Linked DNA regions of Homo sapiens: region 2 is linked to region 1. A link is a contact called in ENCODE Hi-C data. All regions are on one chromosome and are shown on one strand. Each heading gives the region's core, a stretch centred on a gene start or an enhancer-like site at or near the end of the contact. The rest is flanking DNA. Distances are from core to core; before and after follow the strand shown.

Region 1 (2,700 bases), core at 10-2,509:
CCCAAATAATCTGATGCTAGCAGTTTTACATTAAATGTCAAGCTTGCCAACTTGATCCATTAGCATCAGTGTGACCTCCATGACCAGGAAGCTGGACTGGTCAGCCCTTTGTTGGGCCACTCTTGGTTCTGATGGAACCAGAGATTTTTCTTTTCTGGGGCGAGTTGGGGACAGAGTCTCGCTCTGTTGCTCAGGCTGGAGTGCAGTGGTATGTTTTCGGCTCACTGCAGCATCTGCCTCCCGGGTTCAAGCAATTCTCCTGCCTCAGCCTCCTGAGTAGCTGGGATTACAGGTGTGCGCAACCACGCCTGGCTAATTTTTGTGTTTTTAGTAGAGACGGGGTTTTGCCATGTTGGCTAGGCTGGTCTCCAACTCCTGACCTCAAGTGAGCTGCCCGACTCGGCCTCCCAAAGTGCTGGGATTACAGGTGTGTGCCACCACAACTAGGTAATTTTTTGTATTTTTAGTAGAGACAGGGTTTCACCACATTGGCCAGGCTGGTCTCGAACTCCTGACCTCAGGTGATCCACCCGCCTTGGCCTCCCAAAGTGCTGGGATTACAGGTGTGAGCCACCATGCCCAGCCGCACCAGAGATTTCTTTTTTTTGTTTGTTTTTGAGACAGTTTCACTCTGGAAGTTGCCCAGGCTGGAGTGCAATGGCGCAATCTCAGCTCACCACAACCTCCACCTCCCAGGTTCAAGCGATTCTCCTGCCTCAGCCTCCCCAGTAGCTGGAATTACAGGCATGTGCCACCATGCCTGGCTAATTTTGTATTTTTAGTAGAGATGGGGTTTCTCCATGCTGGTCAGGCTGGTCTCAAACTCCCGACCTCAGGTGATCCGCCGGCCTCGGCCTCCCAAAGTGCTGGGATTATAGGCATGAGCCACCGCGCCCAGCCATTGGAGATTTCTAACCACATCATGCAGGAGGAGGATGGATGAGAAGCAGCATTGATCAGGCACTGGCTACCTATATCACCCACTGCTTCTATAAGTACTCGGCTCAGCCCTCATAGTGATGCTCTGATGCCCATCAAGCAGATGGGGAAACTGAGGCATTTATGCAGTTCAATGTCATACCCCTGGAAAACAGCAGCTATGGGATTCCAGCTTGGGTTTGTGTGAGTCATAACATGACTCTGTCTTCCACCGGTGCTGCCATATTTGGTCCACACGTGAATTGCTGTGATTACCAGCTTTTTTCTTTCCTGGAGACCTTTGGTGGCCTCTATTTATGCAGCTGAAGGAGACACTTACGACCTCATTCCTGACAGTTTTGGGAGCTGACAGCAGAACATTCAAAGAATGACATCAAGTGGCTTTCCTCAGGGTCATTTCCTGCTAGTGATCTCTGCAAAGATCACATTCTTTAAGGATGTGTGGGGGTCAGAAACAGACCCTATTCTGTCAGGCGAGAGATGCCTGGAGCAGCTGTAATGGGCAGACGTGTGTGTGTGTGTGTCTGTGTGTCTGTGTGTGTGTGTGTGTGTGTGTGTGTGTGTGTGTACATCCTCTGTGACATGCTTTGCTGGTGAATACAACCCCTCCTCCCCCGGCCACACTTCGCTAAAAACAAACCAGGTCTGCTGGGGTGCATGACTCATGCTTGAACCGGAGTCTTCACCCTGAGACAATAATTCTCATTTTAAAAGCAAATGCTGAAGTCAACAGCTGCTGGGGTGACTTTGCCTATCTTAATTTGGCTTGTTAGAGACAGCACCTCCTTAGCTGCTTGAAGGAGAACTTAAGTGGACCTTCCATGACTCTGTTCCTTTTCCTATCCAGGGCTCACATAAGAGTTGTCTGCAGCTGGAGACATGAAACAGTGATAGGATTTGGAGTCAGGGTGTCCTGATTTCATGTGTGTGTTCTGCCCTTTTATTACCACACGGTGGTGGGCAATTTACCCACCTGAGCATGAGGTGCCTCACCTGTGGAATGGATGGAACCCTGCTGTATTGGAGAATGTTCACCCATTCAAGATAACGCATGTGAAGCACCTGCCATACAGTAGATGCTCAATCACGTGGATGTTAGCATTGACTTTGTTGCATGTTCTCTGCTTAGCTATCATTTCTCTCTTCCTCCTTTATTTTGCATTAATTTATTTCTGTAAAGGAGGAAGCTGCTGGGCACAGTGGCTCACACCTGAAGTCACCACTTTGAGAGGCCAAGGCGGGAGGATCACCTGAGGTCAGGGGTTCAAGACCATCCTGGGGAAAATAGTGAGACTACCGTCTCTAAAGAAACATTTTAACAAATTAGCCAGGCATGGAGGTGTGCTCCTTGTAGTCCCAGCTACTCGGGAGGCTGAGGCAAAAGGCTCACTTGAGCCCAGGATTTCAAGTTACGATTGTGTCACTGCACTCCAACCTGGGTAACAGAACAAGACCCTCTCTCAAAAAAATTTTTAAAGGAGGAAGTCATCAGTTATGTATATCACACAGATTCACTGGTGACTTTGCCACCTTTTCCATCCCTTTGAAGTTCTGCATCGCCGGTGGGAGGACGTTGGTCAGAGCAAGCAGAGTGTGGAGGCAGAAGCAGAGAGCGGAGGACCTCAACTCTCTCTCTCCCTGGGCTCTGCTCTAACTTGATAAGGGCCCACGGGAACATCACCTAAACTCTTGGGGGCCTGTGTTCATTTGTCTGTAAAAAGAGGGGCTTAAATTAAATGATCATTGAACCCTCCAAGCTCT
Region 2 (2,700 bases), core at 118-2,617, 830 kb after region 1:
AGACAAAGGTGATCCTGAATGCACAGGCACAGAGGGGCCCCCTATAGGACAAGCTGTTTCAAAGGTTACTTAGGATAATTTCTAAGAAGAGGGATAGGAAACAGTATCATCCACTGTTTTATAGTTTATTCTTGCCTGTCTTACAATGGTGGCAGAAGGTTACATGCTCCTATGACAGGTGTATAAATTAATCAGCACCCTAAGTTCCTGATTTCTTGCCCACCTATCAACAAAGATGTTAACGAGCTGCAGAACTTTTAATTTGCTAATGAAATACCATTCTGCATAGTTACAGCTTTAGCTTTCATGGTCTTTAAAATCTGTATCTCTTTACCACATCTCATCTTAAAGTGCGTAAAATTGTGCACTTCCTTTGTATTCATGAGAGTTCACACTACTCATAGTGTATTGTTTACCTTAATTACCAGATTATAGAACCAAATGAAGAGCTATTTTTAAAAGTAATAATAATAACAAAATATCAATACGTGCTCAAAGAGGAATATCCCAGCTTGGGAGTATGTTCTCTCAACCTTTTATAGCCAGACAAGAATTATGAAAATTTCTCTTCTCTGAAAATGTTAAGTTGCACTAGCTGACAGTCTATGCAGCGAAAAGAGGAACAAATTAGATACAGATGACCTGGTTTACTCTCTGAGCTTTGCCATTCTTTAGGATCCAAGACCTTAGGAGAGCTACACGAATATGTGAACAACACTTTCCACCTCTGCAAAATGGGATTTTGCTTGTAAGGTTTGTAGGAAATTTCTTTCTCTGGTCTAAGTACCAAGTGGCAGCTATTATTACTGTTACAGTTTTTGTTGTTCTTCTTATCGTGCCATTGGGCTATATGACATTTTTTGGAAAGGGCCAAACTCTCAGGTCTTAGATCTAGGCCTATTCCCTAACTCTAACTTCAGGTCACTTGATTTTTAAGGAAGGTTGAGAAAGGAACAGATTTATTTTGGTGAAAGTGCTTCATAAATTATAAAATGCTTCGAATGACAGCAGTCTTTTAATGGAAAAAATTTGTTAGATGTGCAGAACTTCAGATATAAAAGCAATAGATGGTATTGTACAGCAGTTAGGACTACAGTTGATGATCAATAATGACCGATTTGGATAAGAACATATTCAAGATTCTCATGTGTTTTATGGATTTGGACTGAAATCAAGAAGCTTCTTCCTCTGAGGAGAGCATCTCGTGGGTTCTTGGGCTCTTTTTCTTAAAGCAGTGGTTTCACTTTCCAGTTTGGTCCTCAAGCCATATGTCACCTATGGGCAGCAGCTCTCCTTTCAGATAAGCAGTCTACAAGCTGATATTTTTGGCAGAAAACCACCTTCTGGGTAATAGGTCTGGTATCTGGAGGATTCCTGTTTCTGCTGTCGTTCGCTGACCTCACCTCTCTTCTGTGACTAAGTCTGTATTCACCGCTGAAGTGCATGCTTCTTGGGGAGAAATTGTGGGTACTTCCGGTTCCCCCTGTGACTTTGTGACTTAAGCAGCAGAAGCATTTCATACCATGGGTACATGCTCCTTCCCATTACCTCCCTACTGACAGGTGCTGTCAGAGTTAGAAAGTTCTGGAAGCTCCTCAAAACATAGACTTAAAATAATAATTATAATTAATAATAGCAATTAACTTCCATCACAGGTTGAGTCACCTATAAGAGATTGCATGGTTAAGTTTCTTTTAAAGTCACCTCTTAACATTTCCTTACTTACTCAGCCTCACTCATCTTAAAAGGTAAGTCGCATTTAAAAGAAAATATTCTTAACTTGCGATAAGAGCAGAGAGAAGTTTTCCTGTCTTATATTTAATGCATGTAGATGACTGGTATTCACGAAGTTAATTTTTTCTTTAAGCCACAAAGAAAAAAAGTGGTGCATGTTTTCTAAAGAAGACCGGTATCTGTAATTGTGTCAATACTGATATTTTTGCTTTTAAATTCCTTCAATATTCAAAACGGTAGCTTATCTCTATGAAATGTTTCCTTTTTCCCTGTCCAATAACACATGGGTGGGAAGTTCAAACCTTTGTACTTTTTCTTTGAAGCAATTGCCCTAAGCCGGGAAAAGCTCTTTCATCAGCAAGAATTTTGAGTATTTTCTCTTTCCTCCTGATCAAGTTTAAGGTGTGTGCTCATAAACAAGATACGCAACTGTCAATAATCATCTTTTCAGCAAATAGAGCCAAAGTTAATTTATTAAACCCGGCAAGCTGCTCTCCTAGTTTTCTTCCCCCTGTGACATACTGTCCAATTATTTCACATTCTTGTAGTGTAAAATAAACACATTGAGTCTGTTGAGATACTGCTGTGGTTATTTATTTTTCAAAATTTAATAAGGAGGAGGATGACCTTTCCTCTTTGGACAGGAAACAAAATCAGACCTAACAGTGATACATTATCAATTTTCACAACCATGAAAATATTCCAGAAAACAAGCAGTTTTCTGTGCACTCAGGTGACTGCAAGCTGGCCAGTGAAGCCAGAAAGCCCAAATGCCTTCTAGATCTCAATTAACTACCCACTTACTTGAAAGGTTTTATTGACTATAATTTTGATAACGATGCATAATTATATCAACTTTCTTTCCTCATCGAATTCTACTACAAATCCCGGGCCGAAAGGGGCACATGAGTCTGTTCTTGATGAACAGACAGAAAAAAAGAAGACAGAAAAAAAGAACTTGAAGAG

The links. Hi-C counts contacts between places; a loop is a spot of excess contacts on that map. Pooled maps may share reads with other maps.
Region 2: a map of endothelial cell of umbilical vein shows a loop between it and region 1 (16-fold over the local background). The contact joins two enhancer-like sites. A Hi-C loop is called at or near these places in 1 of 168 maps with a recorded cell type or tissue (endothelial cell of umbilical vein), 2 of 37 single-sample maps with no recorded cell type and 3 of 50 pooled maps.

What each region holds. Positions count from the first base shown.
Region 1 is chr6:11,651,917-11,654,616 of GRCh38, forward strand. No RefSeq gene overlaps it. Among named protein-coding and RNA genes, the nearest start is that of TMEM170B, 120 kb to the left of the region's middle. Within about 2 kb of position 1,260, at least 4 of the 41 ENCODE cell types and tissues checked have a DNase peak (open chromatin) inside an H3K27ac peak, as active enhancers do; they include endothelial cell of umbilical vein, where a contact is called at or near this core.
Region 2 is chr6:12,482,549-12,485,248 of GRCh38, forward strand. No RefSeq gene overlaps it. Among named protein-coding and RNA genes, the nearest start is that of LINC02530, 100 kb to the right of the region's middle. RefSeq lists enhancers at 907-2,106, 1,146-1,225. Within about 2 kb of position 1,368, at least 7 of the 41 ENCODE cell types and tissues checked have a DNase peak (open chromatin) inside an H3K27ac peak, as active enhancers do; they include endothelial cell of umbilical vein, where a contact is called at or near this core.